3 separate regions of the Homo sapiens genome follow, and regions 2 and 3 are each linked to region 1. The links are chromatin loops, found by intact Hi-C in ENCODE. Cell type or tissue: heart right ventricle. All regions are shown on one strand. Links, peaks and the distances in the headings refer to the core of each region. The heading gives the core; the rest is flanking DNA.

Region 1 (7,358 bases), core at 1,551-6,550:
CGAGAGTTCACGCCCTGGTGCAGCCCCTCCAGGGTGGAATCTGGGCCAGGCGCTGACTCACGCCTAACCAGCAGAATACCTACCAGTGAACGGTGTCGGTTTCCCGCCTGCCCGCGAGAGGCCACAGCTGCTGCTGCTTCTCACTGGATCACTCATTCCTGGGAACCCTGAGCCACCCTTCTGGAGAGGCCACAAGACAGGACATGTGGAGACAATAAGAGAGGCCCCTCCACCTGGTCTAACCTCCAGATGACCCCCGGCCCCTCCACCATCGAGCTAAAACTACAGGAAAGACCCCAAGAAAAACAGCGGGAGAAGTGTCCAGCTGAGCCCCCACCCTACCCAACCCAGAGAGGTGACAAAATGGGTGTTAAGTCACTGAGATTTAGGGCAGTCTGTTAAATAGCAAGAAACAACCCAAACAGAACCCAACGGCCTGGCTCCGTCCACCTCTGCGGCTTGCTGGTTGTGCGGCCTCTGGCTGGTTTCTTAACCCCTTGAAGTCACAGCTTTCCAGTCTGTACAACAGGCATAGTCCTGCTCAGACTGGAACTCTGCACATCAGAATCAATGCATAATGGCCCTTGCCGTCATTCATGTCCATAGAATTAAGAGACCCTGAACAGGAAGTTAGGAACATTTCTGCCCCTACAAATGGCTTTCCCTTAGATGAACCAGGTCTGGGAAGCTAGAAGTCCAGTGGCCCCCTATAAGGTGAATGTGTTATGTGCATGAGCAACATGCTTTCTCTTCTCCTGAGAGCAGGGAAGCACTCTCTGTCCCACAGTGGGCAGTGGGCCTGTGGCCCAGAGCCTGTCCACTCCCCTTTTTTTCCTCCTCACACTGACACCCTCTGCAGTGATGGGCCACAGAGGGCACAATCCACCCAGGTTTGGGAGCACAGCCCACGTCTGACTCACTGACAATACAGGGCATTTCCTTCAAAAACAGGGTTTCTGTGCAGACATTTTGTGTGTATTTATATTTTTTGAATTAAATTGTGGCAAAATACACATAACAAAATTCATCATCATGACCGTTTTTAAGTGTTCAGTTCAGTAGTGTTACACACATTCACATTGTTGTACAACCCATCTCCAGAACTCATTTCATCTTGCAAAACAGAAACCCTGTGCCCATTAAACAGTGACTTCCGCCCCTCCCCGCAGGCCCTGCCAGCCGCCCTTCTGCTTTCGGTCTCTATGGAGTTGGCAACTCTAGCACCTCATTTAAGAGGAATCCCACATTATTTGTCTTTTCATGACTGGCTTATTTCACTCAGTATAATGTGTTCAAGGTTCACCCTTGTAGCTTGCATCAGAATTTCTTCCCTTACAAAGGCTGAATAATATTCCACGGCATGTTTGTGCCTCATTGTGTTTACCAGTCACATGCTGATGGGCATCTGGGTTGCCTCCACCTTTGGCTATGGTGTTTAGTGCTGCTAGGAACATGGGGTTACCAATGTCTCTTTGAGACACTAATTTCAATTCTTTTGGTTATACACCCAGAAGTGGAATTGCTAGATTAAATGGCAATTCTACTTTTCCTTTTATTCTAATTTTATTTTATTTTTTTAAGAACCACCATATTATTTCCCGTAGTGGCTTCACCATTTTACAGTTCTACCAATGGTGCTCAAGGGTTCCAATTTCCATACATGCTCATTAACACTTATGACTCCTGGGTTTTGTTTGTTTGTCTAATAGTAGCCATCCTAATGGATGTGAGGCGGTATCTCAGTGTGGTTTTGATTTGCTTTTCCCTAATGATTAGTGATGCTGAACATCTTTTCATGTGCTTATTGACCCTTTGTATATCTTCTTTGTAGAAATGTCTATTCGTGTCCTTTGACATTTTTTAATTGTTTTGTTGTTGTTTGTTGTTGTTTAGTTGCAGGAGTTCTTTATATAATCTGGACATTAACCCCTTATTCTATATATGATTTGTAATATTTTCTCCCATTCAATGGGTTGCCTTTTCACTCTGTTTATTATTGTTTATTATCATTTTTTGTCCTTTGATGCACAAAACATTTCAATTTTGATATAGTCCAATTTATCTATTAGTATTTTTACTCTTGCAGCACCTGGTTTTGGTGTTATATCATTGCCAAATCTAATGTTATAAAGATTTTCTTCTATGTTTTTTTCTAGGAGCTTTATAGTTTTATGTCTTATGTTTAGGCATCTGATCAATTTGAATTAATTTTTTTATATGATATGAGGTAAGGTCTAACTTCTTGCTTTTGCATATGTATTTCCAATTTTCCCAAACCATCTGTTGAAAATTTTACCCTTCCTTCATTAAATGGTCTTGACATCCTTGCTGAAAATCAAGGGTGTATTTCTGGGCCCCCTATTTCATTCCATTGGTCTATATATCTGTCTTTATTCCAGTACCACAATGTTTTGCCTACTGTAGCTTTGTAATATGATTTGAAATCAGGAGGTTTGAGTCCTCCAACTTTGTTCTTTTTTTCTCAAGATTGTTTGGCTCTCCAGGGCCCCTTAAAATTCCATATGAATTTTAGGATGAATCCTGCTATTTCTGCAGCAAATCCCTTTGGGATTTTGATAGAGATTGCATTGCATCTGTAGATCACTCTTGTTAGTTTTGACACATTATCAATATTAAGTCTTCCAATTCATGAACAAAGGAAATCTTTTAATTTCTTTATTTCTTCTTTAATTTATTTCATTGGTCTTTTTTTTTTTTGAGACAGAGTCTCACTCTGTCGCCCAGGCTGGAGTGCAGTGATGTGATCTCGGCTCACTGCAAGCTCCGCCTCCCGGGTTCACGCCATTCTCTGGCCTCAGCCTCCCGAGTAGCTGGGACTACAGGCGCCCGCCACCGCGCCCAGCTAATTTTTTTGGATTTTTAGTAGAGACGGGGCTTCACCGTGGTCTCGATCTCCTGACCTTGTGATCTGCCCACCTCGGCCTCCCAAAGTGCTGGGATTACAGGCGTGAGCCACCGCGCCCGGCCGGTATTTTTTTAATGTTTTGGTGTCCAAGTCTTTCTCCTTGCTGGTGAATTTTATTTCCAAATGTTTATTCTTTTTGATGCTGTTGTAAATAGAATTGTTTTCTTAATCCCCTCTTGGACTTGTTCACTGTTAGTGTGTTCTGTTTGCCCTGATTGACATGGGAAGCATGACCTAGCTATGTCTGTAAGATCTTAGGACCCTCCCTCTGAGCAGCTGGAAGAGCCCGGGACAGCCTTGGTTAGGCCGCAGTTTTCCAGAACAGACTCATAGCCAGGGAGATCAGTTGCTCACAGCACCCATCTGATAACCGGTTGATAACCGGCACCACAGGAGCTGGCTGCTGGCTCTGCCTTCCTCCCTCCCTAACCAGTGTCTGTGCCTTCTAGTGAAGGGCGCTAACCTTACTATCTCCACCTGCTGATGCCTGTTGGCATTTAAAGTGAGTTTGCATCGTATCAATGACGCCTACATAATACAGTCACAATAAACTGATACGGATGCTCCCTAAATCCCAGCTAATCTTTTTCTGGCCTTAGCCCAAATAAGTTGAATTGATAGATAAACAAAATTAACAAAGAAAAAAATGTGCCGAGATCCTAATGCAGCTCCTTAGAAAAGAGCCCTAAATACCCCGACCCTGCATCCACTGGGATGATGAAGTTCAGGGAGAAGCCTGTGGGCCTCCCCTTCTGCTCTGGAGGGTGAAGCTTTTACTGCCAACGAATGTGTCTGGGCCCCTCTAGGGCAAAGGCAGCTATTGGGGTGGGAAGTGTAGAGGAGACCCACCCTCCATTGTCAGTGCCATCATCTGGTCTCTCCTGTAAACTTTGCAGCCCCAGAGGGAAGCCATCTGGGCGTTAGAGGCTGGAGAGCCCCAGACCAAGGCGCCTTATCTGTCGGCACACTTCTGGAGCTAGGCCCATGACCTCACTCCACCCATGACCTTCCCCACTGACTTCACAGTTCCAGGAATTGTTAGAAAAACCCTTTTTAAAATTCCAGGAAGCCCCAGTCCCCTCAGTGCTGCTGCTCATGCATTGAGAAAGAGAGAGGCGGAGCCAAGCTGGGGTCTTTGTGATCCTGGAGCCCCCACCTCTGGGGCCTGGGGCTGGGGTTAGTCTCTATCTTTCTCTGCTGGCCCTTGGTTCCACAATGTGGAAGCAAGACCAGGCCCTGCAGATAGAGAAGGTTCTCGTGTTCTTGGCCCCCAGCCCTCCAAAGGAAAACCTTTAGCTTAAGGGACTCTCTACCTCCTTTGAAACTCATCCCTCTTCACACTTCGATATGAAACCCAGAAATTCAGAAAACAGAAAGGAAGAATAAGAGGAATGTTAAAAGCCAACGCTTTTCCAGCTCTCATGGTGTGCCTGACACTGTGCAAAGGGCGTTACCTACAATTACCTCATTTGACTCTGACAGTAGTAACCCATGAGACATACGTTGCTATTACCTCATTTTACAGATGACACACTAAGGCGCAAGGCAGCTGCACATCCACGGCCAGCCTCGTTGTCTTCAGGGATTTGTTCAAAGTTCATTCTGAATTGTAAGGTAACCACTGCAGAACACGAGCCTTTCCTGGGTATGTGTGGTAAGTGCTTCATAAATGCTGTTCTGAGGCTAGGTGCTAATGGAGACGGGGCAGATGAGTGGTAGAGTGAGCCCCGGTCCTAGGCCCAGTTCTGCAGCTGCTGGAGGAGCAATCCATCAGCCTGCTCCAGGCCCCGGCCCTCTCCTGGGAAACAAGTCCTTCTGCCATATGAGCTCCCTGAGGACTAAATGGGACTGCGTTGCGGACTTAGTTGCTGGACACACATGATTTTGTCACCTCTGTACTAGTGTGACTGGGACCCACCTTCCAGGCAGAATAAATCCATGCTGAAATTGACTTGATGTCTGTGCTGCTATTCTTGGAGAAAAAGATAAGAATCAGGAAATAAATAGTGCATAAACCACACAACCAGAAAACACACCGAATAATCGTGCTGACGATATAATGACAAGAAGCGGGGCCTTAACAAATAAGGAAAAGGGCCGCGGTAGGATGATCTGCTGCTGGTCTAAGAGGTCAGCTTCTTGTTTGGGCTGAAGTCTTTGGGATTCTTGGAAAGCCTGGCCAGTCATTTCACGTGCTGAAAGGATTGTGGGCCACGTTTTAATCGTGGTCAGATTATCAGGAGATTCTTGAGGTCTGAGGTCAATTTAAGCTCCTGGTCACCATGTAAGCCTCACAAATATGGTCACTGTCTGTGGCAGCTGACCCGGGTGATGCTTGTGTGGCGGAATTCTTCAGTTATCACAGAAATAAATACCAATTGGTGGAAAAAGAATATTTTGTTATTCTCTAGTGGACTTTAGGAATGGCTGACAGAGATAAAGGACCCTTCAGTAGCACAGGCTACACCATGCCCTTTTTTAAATTATTTTTTTATTTTTCATTATAATTTTTTTTAAAGATAGGGTCTCCCTCTGTTACCCAGGCTGGAGTGCAGTGGTGCAAACATGGCTTATTGCAGCCTCAGCCTCCTAGAATCAAACGATCCTCCCACCTCAGCCTCCTGTGTAGCTGGGACCACAGGCACATGCACCACGCCTGGCTGATTTTTTTTATTTTTTGTAGAGTTGGGATCTCAGGTTGTTGCCTAGGCTGGTCTAAAACTGCTGGGCTCAAGCCATTCTCCTGCCTCAGCCTCCCACATTGCTGGGATGACAGGCCTGAACCACCACACCAGGCCTCCATGCCTCTTGAGATGTCAAACATCTGGATCAAGATACGGAAAATCAGAGTGCTCAAATATAGCTTAAGTCATCCAGAGTGAGCTCTCTACGGATTACACAGGGCACTCAATCCATAGCATGATGCCATGTTTTCCAATGGACAACACTGCTTTTAAGTAAACCAGGTTTCTTTATTTATAGTTGTTTGTGAATTTAATATGCTAATAAATATTTTAATTGCCAAGCCAGGGTAAGTATACAGCTATGCTCAAGCATAATTTGACAAAACATTCAAACTCATTTTGCTTCTTTTTTTGAATGGAATATCTATTGACTTATTGTGGAAAATACGTGATCCAAAAACAGCGGCTTGCCAAATACTGCTTGAAGAAACCTAAAGATAACTGAATCTTTCACACTTAGTCGTGCTGTTTGGAGGTCTGGTTTATTTTGTTCCACTGAAATCCTTGGCAGGGAAGTGGAATAAAAGAAAATCTTGCTGTGACTTAGACCTTCTGAGTTTGCTAACACCTTTGCATCATGTTTAGAAGACTACATTCTTTTCACCCTGTGAAGTGTGAAGTCTGGGATGTTGGGTGACTTGGAGAGTGGCCCTCTTTGGGTTTTATCCTCAGCTCTTATGAAATTTTGGTGCTTCAGGGACAGTGTGTCACAGGCAGCCAAAAGCGCTGGATAAGCAAGAAGAGCCATTTGGAACTTTCTAAGTCTTATGCAAGTTTTGGCAAAAAAAAGAAAAAAGCCTTCCTTGCTACTTTTCAGGGAGGTCGATACTAACATTTGCCCCCCACCCAGGGTGTGAACTGGAGGCATCACTGCCTGGATGAGTGCCGGGGGCTGTGGAGGGTCCTCCGATGTGACTCTCATTCCCAGCATTTTTAGGCCCCATGTCTGTGTGGGGTGCCCAGCCTCATGCATCCCTCCTGTCCACGCCCAACTTCAGAATTACCCAAAACACCCAGCAGAAGGCTGCACTGCTTCGAAACTCTTCTGCTCTTCCACTCCTGGTTCCAGGCCCCCTGCTTCCGCCTGCTGCTATAGTCCACCTCCTCAGAATGCCCACCGTGTCTGTCTCCCTGCAAAGCCCACTCTGTCAGCTCTCAGCAGCCTCAACAGGGCTCAGGCTGCGTGCTGTACCCCAGCTATGCCCCAAACACCTGGAGGGTACCGCTAAAGCCTTCCGTGCCTCTGCCTTCCCACCATACTTGGTGGACTGAGCCTGGGCCAGGAACTGGGAAATGGCTTCCCTTTGGTCCTGGACTAGGGAAGGGAACTGACCCCGGGGGGGCCTATGGGTTGTCCCCTGGAGGCCAAGGTGGAAGGTGTTATCTGCCTTTTATGGACCAGAGTCTCAGGAAAGTTCAACCCCATTGCCCAGGCCACAGTCTGGCTGACATCAAGGCCCTGTGTCTTGCTCACACTCCCGGCTGGCCCTGTCCATGAGTGACACTGTAGGGTGAGATTTGTGGTTTGCAGCCTTTTTGTTTTTTTAAAAGCATTGAAACCCCTCTTATACCTAATACTACCAGAAGCCCCTATAAAAACACATAAACATAACATTGACCTGCCTGGGTTGAGAAGGGGCCTTGCACCCACGCACCTGCTCACCCTCACCTCTTCTCCCAGGGTCATC
Region 2 (7,358 bases), core at 768-5,767, 71 kb after region 1:
TAAACATTGTTTAAGTTTGACAGTAGGGCTTTGTGTGCACTCTGAAACTGAAGGAGGAACTGACAGCAGCTTTTTACATTTTCTGTTTCAGGTTATAACAGGGTTCAAGATGTGTACTTTCATGGAAAATGATGTTTCCATCTTTTCAATGGTTGTTTGGCTCAAAGGGGTGGATCAAGAACAAGGAACATTAATTGGTAGAGAGAAAGAAAAAAAAGTGACCAATAAAGAATCCCCTGATCACTGTGTGGGCTGCAAATAGCTGGGATCAGACCACCCATCCTGCTGTGTCCAACGCTCTGTGACTCCTGGAGCCATGGTATAAACCGAATCTGCAGGGAGTGGCACACGCACACGTCTTTAATTTCCATTTCCTCATTATCATCTCTTATATTCTACTGCTCAACATGAAAAAAAAAAAAAGAGTGTGAGATATTGCTAATAAACTGATCCTTTCAAGCTTAGGATCACAGCCCCGACAATCAGAGTCCTTAAAGTTCTTGCTGCTAAATCCAAGTGAGTTTTGTTTAGATGACAAAGGACCGATGCTCTACTGTGAGGACTACAGTGCCAGAAATACAAATGACCAAGACATTCTTGATGAAGAGGATTTATTACATCATCAGGGCCATCTACCCTAGAAATCAGCAGACAGGACTATAGTTTTAGTGAGATTTTAAAAATTTAATAAAATTCAGAAATGAATTTCTTAAGTGGGAACACTAAGCTCAGTTCAGCGAGAGATGGTTGATAGTTTTAACTCATTTCATTCACAAGCCATTAAGATTTCATAAGACGCAGCCCAAATGCTGTATTTGCTCACGTGCTAAACCAGACATGCTAGGGCAATTCTGTCAAAGGATTTTTTTCCCTTTGGTTTTGTTATTAATCCTTTATTGGCTTTTGCCTCTATGACTCAGCCTGGTTGGCCCAATGCAATCACAGGGTCCTTAAAAGATGGAATATCAAGGCAGAAGGGTTAGAGATGTGACACAGAAGCAGAGGTCAGAGAGAGAGGTGAGAAGATGCTGTGTATGCTCTTGGCTTTGAAGATGGAGCTAGGAGCCTCAGGTCAAGAAATAAAGGTGATCTCTGGAACAGATAAGGAAAGGATCCTCCCCTATATTCTCCAGAAGGAGAGCAGCCCTGATGGTGCCCCAATTTTGGACTTCTTACCTCCAGAGCTCTAAGATGATACGTTTGTGTTGTTTTTAACCACAGCAGCAATGGAAAACTATTACACTCCATCACGGAAAATACTAAGCTGCTCACTACAAATGACCGATATTTAAAGTTTTTTAAAAGTATAACAATTCTGTAATATAAAAGTAATGAAGTTCTCACTGAAGAGCAGTCAGAACAAATGTATGCAAAATGGTGTGTAAATGAGTGCAGTGTCTGTAAGGTGGTGACTATGGCGCCCATTTGCCCGCTTTATATGAACTACCAATTTTTGAGATGGAAACACCTTCATAGCAGAATGAAATGACCTGGAAGATGAAAGGTGGTGTTCCTTCCTTGGGAGCTGGGGAGTCTAGAGTGTGGAGGAATGTCAAACACATTGACTTACCAGAAGCTGCATGATACCGGAAGCCAAGAATCCAATAGGCCTGGTCTCAGCCAAGCCAACTCTGAGATCTGTGGTTCTATTGGGGAGTAAGGTGGAAGCGTTTTTCTCTTTAACTGAAAGAACAGAACCACATTTTTCTCTCTCCTTGTAATATGAAGCTTGTGGTCATTTCAGTCCTTACTTTGCCTTCTACAACTTCCTAAATACTCACTGTATTTTGCTTTTCCTTTCTCTTCTCTTCCTTCTTAACGCCCTCTCTTTCACTCACCATAATTCCACAACAGTGACAAGAAACATCCACAATGGACAGAAACAAGACAAAGAGGGCTTTTCCCACCATTGTCTCTTGCATTTGAATACAATGCTTCTTAGTGGTTGGGTTTTTTTCTTCTCTATATATATCTTTTTTGAAGTAGAGGAAGTTTTCATAAGCAAGTCCTGCATCTTCTAAGTTTTTTTCTTTATTAATGTTTGTAGGGCAGGGTTTGGAAAACTATGGCCTGCAGGCCCACTCTGGCCCACTGCCTGTTTCTGTATGGTGCGTGAGCTAAAAATGGCTTTTTTGCATTTTTTTAATGGTCAGAAAAAAATCAAAAGAAGAAAAATATTTCATGGCATGTAAAATTATGAAAATTTCAAAGTCTGTAAACAAAGTTTTATTGGACCACAGCCACATCCATTCGTTTATATATGGTCTGCGGCTGGTCTCCTGTTACAGCAGCACAGACCAAGTGGCCTGCAAAACCTAAAGCACTTATTATCTCTGTTTCTTTGCAGAAAACAGTATGAGGTTGACATACTCATAGCCCAACAGTATGAGGTTGGGCTATGAATTCTTAATACTTTTAGCATCTTGGATTCCTTCAGTCTTCCTCCTTTCCATCCTATTGCATGACTTTCAGCTTCATGATAACAATGTCCTCTGCACCTCCTGTCTGTGCAAAAATTTTACAAATTACATTTATCTTGGCTTGAAGGTGGAGTTCCACTATCCCATCAGGATAAGGTTTGTGATACTTGTGCCCATGCAGGTAGAAACTGTAGATTCAGGATCCAAGGAAGAGTTGGTAGAGCCAGGACCCAAGGTGGAAAGCCCAGGAGGAAGAGATGAGGGTAGTGAGGATGTGAGCAGAGCCTGGGAGGCCACTTCATTCATGCCTCACATACAATGAGCCAGTTGTTTCTCAAACCTGTGCATCAGAATGCCCTGGAGAGCTTGCTAAAACCCACAGGGCTGGGCCCAATCCCCAGAGTTTCTGATTCAGGAAGTTTGAATTAGGGCCCAGGAATCTGCCTTTCTGACAAGTTGGTAAGTGATATATGTGTTCACAGAGAGAAGATAAAAGCTGATGCTGACAATCTTGGCCACTCCTTTTTCATACTCCTAAGAGGATCATTGAAACTGTGGTGGAAGGTAGGGGAAGGCAGGTAGAATCCTGTGCAGGCTGGTCTCATTGAGGCCGTTGGGTTGCCCAGCGGAGTGTGTGTGCAGCAAATTCCCCAATACCCTTTTCCCCAAGACCTTGTCAACAGGCAGATTCTGATGCAGGAGGTCGGGGTGGGGTCAGAGGTTGTGCATTTCTAACAAGCTACCAGGTGCAGTGATGCTGCTGGTCTGGGACCACACACTGAGGGGCAAGGCTGCAGGGGACTGCCTTGGTTTGCATACCCTTCTTCTTCCTCTGCCTGTATCACAGCAGGAACATCCTGTTTTTAATGCCAGCTGCCCTTCAGTCCACCAGAGGCAGCAGTGCTCCAACGTTCTGGGGCCATGTCCACATCTTTATCATTGCTTCTGAGCCCCGGGGACTGACTCATTTAAATGACATTTTCAACTCTGGAAAAATGTTGGGCCAGAAATGGAAACAGCAGCAAACACTTTCTGGGAAACAGGAAGCCAAATATTTGGTTCTTGACAACTATTTTCCCCCCAGATTCAGAGCCTACTTATTTCCCAAATAAATAAAACTTTTAGATAGCAAGATAAAATATGAAAATGATGTTCACGCTCAAGACCACAGGATGAGAGCACAAAGAGTGCACACTAGGAGAAAACAGAGGGCTATAAAGTGTCTCTGGCATATTTCAAGTTCTGAATTTACTTATTATCAGCTGTTTGTGTTTATTCTGCTTGCAGTAGAACCAGCTGGAGTTTTAAATTTGCACCGTGGGTGATGCTGCCAAAATTATCCCTTGCAGCTGTTGGCTCCACGCTTCTTCAGTGGCCAGCTGGTTGTCAGAAACATAAACGTAACTACCAGTCCCAAGGAGGAAGCAGTCTGCCCTATTGTCTATGGAGAACAGACAATGCGTCCCACTGCCCTTCTTTCCTGCAGGGCCCTTTAAGGGACCCAGAAAGCTCCCTCTTGCCGTATGTCCCAAAAGTCCTTTCCAAAGGAAAATAAACCCCAGAGAGCCATTTTTTGGCAGTGCCTTGCTGGGATCTGGCTTCGGAATTATTCCCAATCTGAAAAGTCTTCTCGATGATTTGGACGTGGACTGAATGTTTCCCCATCCTTCCTTCTACTTTTGAGCACCCATGGTGGGTGGACCAGCTATGGGTGGAGGTAAGCGAGGTCTGAGGCACCCCCAGTGGGAAGCCACTCCCTTCCTCTTCTCCCAGAGCTAGATGGAGCCTCAGTCACTGCCAGGCCTGTGGGTAGAAGAGGGATTTCTGAATGATGGGATCAAATATTGGCCGCCCCTACTTCAGAGTAAAGCCCTCTCCAGCACCCTGCTCTCTGTGACATCTTCATTCCTGGAAGGCTGTTCTGCCCAAGCTGAAGATGTTCTCAGACAGTTTACCCAGAGCTGTCAAGCCATCCTGCAGGCTTGTTCTCAGCCACCAGAAGTCTAGAGTAGCTAGTCTGCAGTTTTCAGTCCTGATGGAGCTAGATATTGATGAAAATAAGAAGTCTGCCTGCACCAGCTTCTGCAAATCACCAAAAGATCTCTGTGCAAATTTGTCCAATACTGACTTGGTCAGATAACCAGGGTTTCAATATTCATTGCTCTCATCACTAAGTTTTGGGGAGGTTTGCTACTGGCAGTAGATAACCGATTTTGTGGGGCTCCACCAGGCTTGCTGCTTTCACACAACAAAGGCAGAGTTCAGTGGTTATGACAGAGGCTGAAAGGCCTGCAGCTGAAATGTTTACTCTCTTGCCCTTGACAGACACGGCACGTCAACCTTGCTCTAGGGCATCCACAGAATTCCTCCAGATATCTGGGTCTTAGCAGGCACTTTTGTTTATCTGTCCTTCCACAACTCAAACCAAGAAGCCAAAGATTTAGCATCTCAGTAGTTCACTGGTAATAACATGGGGTGAGTTGGGATGGGTCTCTATGACACAGCCCGGCTGAACCCATGTGATAAAGTCTATCCTCTTGTGAAATGTGTTTTTGGGGAAGCAATCACTGAACTCAGGGGGTGCAAAGACCCCAGCCTTCTCAAGATGACAGGAGCGGCTCTTTCAGGCAGCAGATTTTTATTAAATTCTTGAAAATTAGTGAGCTACAAGGGAGTCAGAATAGCTTCTGTTTTGCAAGAGACTGCAAAAATGCGATGTGTATTACCAGCCACATTACTTTGAACTGACTAATTTTCAATTATCAAAAAATAATTTTACCTTTTTTTAATGAAGGAGTGGAGCCTTTAACTTATAAAATAAATGCATGTAGAAAATATAAGAAAGAGAAGAAAGTAAAAATCATGCTGCTTCAACTCAGAGATAATGATGTTACCAGCAGCAAATCCATATGGGTCTGCAGCAACCTCCATTCTTGCCTCCTCAGAAGAAAGAATTCAGCTGAGAGGCAGAAGGAGAGACTAGCAAGCTTTCGAGCGGGATTGAAAGTTTATTACAAAGCTTTAGAGCAGGGAAGAAGGAAGGAAAGTACACTTGGAAGAGGGCCAAGTGGCCAACTTGAAATACAAGTGCGTGGTTTGACTTTTTCACTTGGGGTTTTATGTGTTGGCATACTTCTGGGGTCTTGCATCCTTTCTCCCCTGATTCTTCCCTTGGGATGGGCTGTCCACATGCTCAGTGGCCTACCAGCACAGTTTGTTTACTGGAGTTGTACACATGCTCACTTCAAGCATTCTTCCCTTGCCAGTCAAATGTCCCTAGAAGGTCATATACCAATTAAACTCTGTCATTTTGCATCTTAATGCACAAGCTTGAGCCCACTTACCCAGCTCCTGAGATCTTATCTGGAAGCTGCTGATCCCCAGTTTGAGGTTTCTTCTATTGATAGGGAGACTGCTTTCCCTGGCACTGGCTGCAACAAATTATTTTAGAAAGACAGTTAACAACTGCCTGACCATCATCTGATGGTTGTCTGACATTCCTGGTGGTGGAGGAGCCCTCTCCTGCCATGCTCAGGCCTGACTAGCTACCTACTGTAACAATTATATATATATATCTCCTATACCATAAGTAGTATTTCTTTCTATATTAGGTGTGTTTACTTCCATAGCTTTCCATCCACTGGATCTATCAGTTATAATTTGATAATAGGTATATTAAATATACTTACTGTGCTAACAAAATGTTCAGATCTCTAATTTTCACAAAAAATTAAAGGCAAGCACTAAATATTTGCAGTTATATTAGTGATAGATATTTTCATTGTTCAATTTCTCACATTTCATGCATTTAAAGAATATATTATAATATACTTCTGTAAAATAGCATTAAAATATATAGTTCCAATTATCTTATTTTCCTGCCTAAATAGGTTTTGTTCTCTGCACATGCTCACTTTTAAGCCTCTTGTCCTGCATACATTTAAGGCCTGAACTTATCCCACAGGAGATGTGTGCCAACAGCCGAAGCACAGTTGACGTTTCTCAAACAACACTTGTGGATTTCTTGGCTTCCTTGTGAGGACTTTGTCTTCCAAGGACAGTGTTTCTGAGTGTAAGAGCATTTCTTTCAAATATGCATTGTTTTCAATAAAAATATAATCTGCTATGAACAAATATTTTGTAGAAAATAAAGGGAGAGTCTAACATGGCAAAACGCACCTTGACACAATAACATTCTAGAGGCTTCTACTTGAACTGACCGAAATAGTTCTGTGTTCTTTTAAGTGAATAGTTCTTCATTCAGGGGTCTCATCAGCTTGAATGGAGAAAACATTACTTCTATATTTTCACTAATCTGCACCTGAAACAGCATATCCTTTCCTTCCAAAAGGAAAGAAAAGAAAAGGCAAGGTAAATACCGAGAGCAGTGTTAGCAGGACCAGAGACTGTCATCGCTGTAAATCACAGACACAGACCACATTACAGTTGTCACAGATCTCTCAAAATATTGTTTACATTGATCACCACTTTGAAATTATGGCATTTAGGTGGCGCACCATGAGAACTTGTGTTTTAAAATATCCCAAAAGAAGCACTTATATTTGATATCACATATTTGCTACTTTTTGAGATTTTAATATTTCATTTCAATATGACTGGATTCCTTTGTAATTCTGTGAGTTTTATTTGATACATTTATTTAAAATATTATTCTAGAAAGGGGTCCGTGGGCTTCAACCAACTGCCAGAGGACCCATGGCCCAAATGCCTGTTCATCTCTTGCTCACCACCTATTGGCCTGAGCAGAGATTACCAGGTCCAGCCAGATACATGTTTCAGAAAGAGACATTGCCCAGCAGGCAGCCTCTGGGGCTCTCTTGCTATTTTCTGTGGTCCTCCACTTTTCTCAGAAAACACCTCTTGAGAGGAGGGGATATATCAGGACACCTGAGTGAGAAGACCAAGGTAGTGTCCCAT
Region 3 (7,358 bases), core at 781-5,780, 54 kb after region 1:
AATGCATCGGTCTCTGAGGTGACACTCTGGAGTGGTTGAAGGGCCACAAGGTGCAGGGTTAATACTCTTGCCAGTTTTGAAATATAGATGCTATGGTTCAGATTGTTTTTAATAGAAAACTAAAGGGGCAGGGGAAGTGAAAGGAAAGATGGAGGTTTTGTGCGGCTCGATGGGGCATTTGGAACTTCTTTTTAAAGTCATCTCATGGTCTCCAGTTTTCAGTTGGAACTCTGGTGTTTAACACTTAAGGGAGACAAAGGCTGTGTCCATTTGGCAAAACTTCCTTGGCCACGAGACTCTAGGTGATGTGTGAAGCTGGGCAGTCTGTGGTGTGGAGAGCAGCCATCTGTCTGGCCATTCAGAGGATTCTAAAGACATGGCTGGATGCGCTGCTGACCAACATCAGCACTTAAATAAATGCAAATGCAACATTTCTCCCTCTGGGCCTTGAAAATCCTTGCCCTTATCATTTGGGGTGAAGGAGACATTTCTGTCCTTGGCTTCCCACAGCCCCAACGCAGTCTGTGTATGATTCCTGGGATCCAACGAGCCCTCCTATTTTCACAGTGTTCTGATTGCTCTCACAGCCCAGGCCCATCGTCTGTTCTCTGAATGCAGCCCTGTTCTCAACAACAGGGAGGTCATGGAACCCCTCTGTGGAACCCACAAGGGGAGAAATGGGTGATAAAGAATCCAGTTCCTCAAAACCTTCCCTGGCAGGCTGGGTCCCTCTCCTGCTGGGTGGTGCTTTCTCTTGCACACCACTCCCACCACGGGGGGAGAGCCAGCAACCCAACCAGACAGCTCAGGTTGTGCATCTGATGGAAACCACTGGGCTCAAACACGTGCTTTATTCTCCTGTTTATTTTTGCTGTTACTTTGAAGCATGGAAATTCTTGTTTGGGGGATCTTGGGGCTACAGTAGTGGGTAAACAAATGCCCACCGGCCAAGAGGCCATTAACAAATCGTCCTTGTCCTGAGGGGCCCCAGCTTGCTCGGGCGTGGCACAGTGGGGAATCCAAGGGTCACAGTATGGGGAGAGGTGCACCCTGCCACCTGCTAACTTCTCGCTAGACACAGTGTTTCTGCCCAGGTGACCTGTTCAGCAGCAGAACAAGCCAGGGCCATGGGGACGGGGGAAGTTTTCACTTGGAGATGGACACCAAGACAATGAAGATTTGTTGTCCAAATAGGTCAATAATTCTGGGAGACTCTTGGAAAAAACTGAATATATTCAGGACCAACTCTCTCCCTCCCCTCATCCCACATCTCAAAGCAGACAATGTAAAGAGAGAACATCTCACACACCCAGCTCGCCATGCCTACTCATTCCTGAATTTCAGGTGCCATCACTGCTCTTTCTTTCTTCTTTGTCATTTGAGAAAGGATGCAGGAGGACAATTCCCACAGATAATCTGAGGAATGCAGAAAAACCAGGGCAGGACAGTTATCGACAATGCATTAGAACTTGGTGAGCATCCTCTGTAGAGGGACTCCACCCCTGCTCAACAGCTTGGCTTCCAGGCAAGACCAACCACATCTGGTCTCTGCCTTCGGTGGCCCACACACCTAAGCGTCATCGTCATTGCCATAGCATCATGATGCAACACATCTACGTGTAGCACTACGACGTTATGTTTGGGTAATGTGGGGATGAACTGCATGAGGCTCTGATTAAGGATGTGGGGAAGTGGGCTGCGGTCACTGTCGGCCTTGCAAGGCCACCTGGAGGCCTGTCTGTTAGCCAGTGGTGGAGGAGCAAGGCTTCAGGAAGGGCCAGCCACATGCCATCTTCCCTGCGATCAGGCAAAAAAGTGGAATTAAAAAGTCAAACCTTTATATGCATGTGTTATGTCCATTTTGCAGGATGAACTGAGTTTAAAAGAATTTTTTTTTCTCTTCAAGTTGCTTTGTCTTTTCCATCCTCATCACAAGCCCTTGTTTGAGTGTCTTATCCCTGAGCAATCTTTCGATGGATGGAGATGATCATTAGGTACTTTTGTTTCAACCTTTATTCCTGTAAATATTTCTGTGAAAACTAGGAGAACAGAGATGAGATTTGACAAAAAAAAATTGAATTAAAAATAACACAGTCTTTTTAAAACTAACATAGGAAAGCCTTTCCTATTATTTCTCTTCTTAGCTTCTCCATTGTCTAAATCAGGAAAACAGGAAAACACAGCTTTCTAGCAGCTGCAAAATGGTTTAATGCCCCCTACATATTTCCATCACCTTGAACAATAGCTTTAGCTTGGGAATCTGAGATATGATCCCAGAAAACATCTGTCTCTACTTCGGCTGCAAAACCCATGGTTTAAATCTATATGGTTTGTGCATTTTCTCAACTAAAAATAGAGATGATAATCCGAATTCTCCATATATTCACTAATCAAAGACACTATTTTCATACTAGATTCCTGAGACAAATACTCACTGAAGGGCTTGTTTAAAAATAAATTGTGTTTTGGTCTGTTCTTGTAGATAATGCCCTTCTATTTTAGGTAGAAGCTCTGGAATCCCTTTATTGTGCTGTTGCTCTTATCTGCAAGGTGGCAAGCAGTTCTTTTCAGCAGATTTTGCCCACTATTCCTCTGAGCTGAAGTTCTTTGCATAGATTTGGCTTAAGCTTGAATTAGATCCCTGCAAAGGCTTGCTCTGTGATGTCAGATGTAATTGTAAATGTCAGTAATCACTTCATGAATGCTAAATGAGAATGTAAGTATTTTTAAATGTGTGTATTTCAAATTTGTTTGACTAATTCTGGAATTACAAGATTTCTATGCAGGATTTACCTTCATCCTGTGCATGTTTCCCAAACTGTGAGGAGGGAAGGCTCAGAGATCGAGCTTCTCCTCTGAGTTCTAACAAAATGGTGCTTTGAGGGTCAGCCTTTAGGAAGGTGCAGCTTTGTTGTCCTTTGAGCTTTCTGTTATGTGCCTATCCTAATAAACTCTTAAACACATTGATTGTGAACTTGTTTTAATATATTTCACGACAACTCGAAATACCTGGCAGAACTTGCTTTCAAGGTCATTACATTTATCCATCTCCCCTTTCAAAGAGTTGCTAAAAAGAAGGTACCTTGTGGCTGAGTTTCTGCACCTGCACCTGCTGGAGGCGACAGGGGGCGCTGGGCTCTGCCTTCCTTCATTACCTCAGCAAATGTGTACCCTGCCCCTCAGCGTGCTGCCCTTGGGGACATGGAATACAGAGGGCTGGGCTGCACTGCGCCCAGTGTCCATGGCAGCTGAGTCCACTCATCCATGGCCCCCTCATCACTCTTTAATTCTCTGCATCTTGTAAATTACATGGGTGATGCCTGGCGCAGAATTAAACATGTCCAATGGATGCGATGTGAAAACACTGTTCTATAATTATCATTGGAGCATTTATCACTACTTTGTCAGCAAAGCCCTTTCAGTTTATTTAACTAATTGGACAGGCAGATCAGATCGCTGGTTGTTTGGCTGCACAAATCTCATGGTGATTCCAAGTCAGGAACAGCAGATGGTGGTCAATTCTGAGTCAGCCTGCTTTTAAGATTGTGCAAAAGGCTGTGGCAAAGGCACAGGACTTAAGAAGAACAAAGGGTTCTGCTCTGTTATGCTAATGGTACAGGACACTTGCAATAAATATCCATTATTTAGGGTTAAATGCAGCTGATCCTGTTAGAAGTCTATTCATTAACAACATACACTTGGAAATTATTCCTCGATATGAACAACCATGGCTGTTCCCCCAACACACACACCCACACACATAAACACACACATGCATGACACAGAGATATGCATCCACAAACACACACAACACACACCCACAAGACACACACCCACAAGCACACACAGTTCTAACATCCTTCTGTGTCGTACTGGAACACCTGAGGCCAGTGTTTCTCAATTTAGGAAAAGCCTATGAAAGAAAACACCAACTTGTGATGGTTACATTTTTTGGTGACTTTTGCTATCTCACTAAAATTTCTTAAATGCTAGGTAAATCATTCGCAAACAAATAATTTGCCAAGAAAAATTAATTTGCACACATATCTATTGCACAATGCAGAGTACATTTGTGTTGCTATCATCAGACAAAATGCAGATTACAATGAGAGACTCAGACATGTACTATGTACCTTCTGTGGGATTGAACATGCATTGAGTGAGCCTATCAAGTTCTCAGCTGACTCTTGTGTATATTCAGCAAGAGGAGATACAGAGAGCAGAGATGATAAACTTGAAAACCAGAGAAGTCGGAGTCAGCCTTTCCCTGAATTATATTTGACATTACAGGTGCTTAGAAACAGAATGACTAATGGGTTTACCCTTCAGATCCTCTGAATGCCTCCTAACTCTCCCTTTTCAGAGGAAATTATGAACAGCTCAACAGTGAAAAAGTGAAGAAAGAGGCAGAGAGAGTAAAAGGTATAGATCAAGTGCAATCATTTTTCCGGAACTGTGATTGACTTAAGGGTGCTCAGCATGCAGCTCAGGCACAGGCCCTCTCCTGAGTCCCCAGGAGAACCACCACCAAACTCTCCATGAGCGGTTGTCCCTCTCTGAGTTCTGGTAGTTGGGTTCTATTTGAGGTTTGTCGTGATTAACTTGGATGATGATGTTCTCTTGTGGTTAAAATTGGTTCATAGAATTCAACTGAGTGGAAGAAAGGATGGAAGGGAGGAAAAGAGGAAGGGAGGAAGGGAGGGAGAGGGAGGAAGGGAGGGAGAGGGAGGAGGGAGGGAGAGGGAGGGAGGGAGGGAGGAAAGAAGGGAATGAATGGGAAGGAATGAATGGTAGGGAGGGAATGAATAAATGGGAAAGAGAAGGAAGGAGAGATGAGGGAGAGAAGAGAGAGAGAGAACACAAAAGGGGGTAGAGGAATGTCCCAGGTGTGGTGGTCACAATCAGGTCTCACAAAGCTGGGCTTGGAGCCTGAGAAGGAAGGGCTGAGTTTCTCAGGGCGTGCCGGTGCGAATTTCAGGCCACTTCGTTCTGCTGGCCTTGGTGAGGCCCAGCACCCTCCTGTCACCTTCCTGCAAAGCCTGCTTGCCTCTGCCACTGGCCTTACGCCTGTCCACATAGTTCATATTGTAAGGTCTGAAGCCAAGCCTGTGACCTGTCTCTGTGGGGCTCCTACTGTGTTCAAGTATCATGAAATAATGAAATTTGTGAGGTGGAAGAAAATAATTGGGACGTCTACCTTCTTTCTCCAGGGTCTGGCTTTCCCAAAAACGTTATATCACAAATGTTTTACTTCATTGTTGAAATCGCTGCCTCCTGTCCCACGTGTGTTTGTCGGGGTGTCACGCCCTTGTCTGCTTTCCTTCTCATCCGTCCTGCAAGTCCTCATGCCCTGGCCTCCATCCAGGCCCTCATCCCCCATGGCTGTGGCTTCGTCAGCTTCTCCTCGGATTTCCACCAGTTTTGTCTTCTATTTACAGCCGCGTGGTGAAGGGACTAATATGTGTTTGGCAGATTTCATCCTTCACCAATAAAAAATATACCTTTTTGAACCTTTTCACTTCAAATTATATTATATATGACTTTACAACTGATATACCCGATTCATTCTGCTGCATCTGATGAATATCTGGTATTTTTTCCCTAAATTCAGCCTTCTGGTGACACTTCATGTTTGTCTCTTGTAAACAACAAAGCTGGATTTCACTTTTTTTTTCTTTTATTCAATCAAAAGTCTTTGTCTTTTAATGGGAGAATTCAATCTATTCACATTCATTAAGGTTACTAATAAATTTGTACTGACTTATTTTATATGTTCCATTTATAATGATTCATTGGGATTTCTAGCCTCTCTCTCGTCAATTATTAGATTGATTAAGTTTTCTTTGATCTACTTTTTCCCTTAATATTTTGGAATTGATATAGACTATTTGTATTCTTCAAATAGTCTTACTTTTTCACCTCACATACTAAAGCCTATATCTTCTATTAATGTCTTGTGTTAATTAATAGCTATCTCCTCCCTCTATTCCCCAAAATACCCAGCAATCTGTTATTTCTATTTCCTGTCCTCTCAGGTTACCCAGATTCCCACACCACTGCCCACCTGGATTGCATCTGAATTTTATTTTTTTATTGTTATACATTTTTACAACCAAAACCTACTTGGATGCCATGAGTTTTTGTTGATTTTTTCTCATCTTCACCTCTGATTCCCAGTACTGTTGGATTCAGTTATCACGGGAGTGTTTTGTTTTGAGTTGTGTCTTTTTCTGAGAAGGTCATGCTTGCATGACCAGAAATGCCTTTCCCTTCCGCAAGTTGAATGATGCCTCACCTAGACATAGATTTCTAGGCTCTAAACTGTTGTCCTGTAGAACTCTGGAGATATCCAGCCTTTGCTTTCTTGCATACGTTGTTACTGATGAGAAGGCTGATGTCAAATAATGTGTTTTCTTTCATGGACCATTTCTTTCTTTTTTCCTTTTTTTTTTTTTTTTTTTTTGAGATAGAGTCTCGCTCTGTCACCCAGGCTGGAGTGCAGTGGTGTGATCTCGGCTCACTGCAACCTCCGTCTCCCGGGTTGAAGCGATTCTCCTGCCTCAGCCCTCCTGAGTAGCTGGGATTACAGGCACACGCCACCATGCCCGACTAATTTTTTTTTGTATTTTTAGTAGAGACGGGGTTTCACCACATTGGTCAGGCTGGTCTCGAACTCCTGACCTCATGATCCACCCACCTCGGCCTCCCAAAGTGCTGGGATTCGCCCGGCCTTCTTTTTCTTTTCCATTTTTCCCCGAGTGCTTTGGCAATTTTCTTATTCTCTGTTGAGTTCTGAGGTTTCGCTTCAGGTTGCAGGTGTGGTTCCTTTCTGGTCCCGCCTGCACTAGGTGAGCTCTTCCCAGCACAGGAGGGCATTTCCTTCTAGCTGTATTTGAACCTGAGCATGTGTCTGAATCCTCTGGAACCTCCTGCAGGGCTCCTTAAAACGGAACCCCTCCCTCAGAGCTTCTGACTTGGCCGATCTGGGGTGGAGCCCAAGACTGCATTTCTGCTGATGCTGCTGGTCCAGGAACCGCCCTTGGAGAACCGCTGCTTCATTTGGTCTTGAGTGATCTTCTCTTATTCTTGTTAGTATACCTTCTTGTTCATTGTCTTGACTCTCTTATTTTGGAAACAATTTTAGATGGTTCTTTCCTTCCTCACTTTGTACCTATCTTCTCCCAGTGGGCTATAAGGCTGGGCCTTCTCTCCAGCACTCCCAGCGATCCTTGCTCTGCTCTACTGTTTTTCCAAAACACCAATCACCTTCCACCCTGGTTTATGATTTCTGTTTGTACACTATGATTGATTATTTAGTATCTGTATTTATTTACTAGAATGTAAGAGCCAACAGGGGC

What was found. Hi-C counts contacts between places; a loop is a spot of excess contacts. Peaks named below come from ENCODE experiments on the same cell type or tissue, not always from the same donor. Only the 100,000 strongest peaks of a DNase experiment are listed, where the experiment ranks them.
Region 2: a loop joins it to region 1, with 2.1 times the contacts of the local background. A loop is called at or near these places in 17 of 110 quality-filtered maps.
Region 3: it touches region 1 in a loop (2.4-fold over the local background); 28 of 110 quality-filtered maps call a loop at or near these places.

Annotation. Positions count from the first base shown.
Region 1 is chr20:23,129,721-23,137,078 of GRCh38, reverse strand. It overlaps LINC00656 (long intergenic non-protein coding RNA 656), which reads left to right and starts at 4,443. Exons shown (of 4, transcript NR_034149.1): 1 at 4,443-4,580. RefSeq lists an enhancer at 1-646. In heart right ventricle, for the core only: no CTCF peak of the experiment used is centred there; a DNase peak (open chromatin) is centred at 3,939; H3K27ac peaks cover 3,463 bases.
Region 2 is chr20:23,058,263-23,065,620 of GRCh38, reverse strand. It overlaps LOC124904964 (a long non-coding RNA gene), which reads left to right. Exons shown (of 2, transcript XR_007067745.1): 2 at 92-482. Among named protein-coding and RNA genes, the nearest start is that of THBD, 12 kb to the right of the region's middle. RefSeq lists a silencer at 3,095-3,389. In heart right ventricle, for the core only: a CTCF peak has its summit at 3,312; DNase peaks (open chromatin) are centred at 3,315 and 3,799; H3K4me3 peaks cover 648 bases; H3K27ac peaks cover 3,822 bases.
Region 3 is chr20:23,074,965-23,082,322 of GRCh38, reverse strand. CD93 (CD93 molecule) reads left to right here. Exons shown (of 2, transcript NM_012072.4): 2 at 1-2,963. Among named protein-coding and RNA genes, the nearest start is that of CD93, 7.7 kb to the left of the region's middle. In heart right ventricle, for the core only: a CTCF peak has its summit at 3,099; DNase peaks (open chromatin) are centred at 1,702 and 3,182; H3K4me3 peaks cover 1,301 bases; H3K27ac peaks cover 3,412 bases.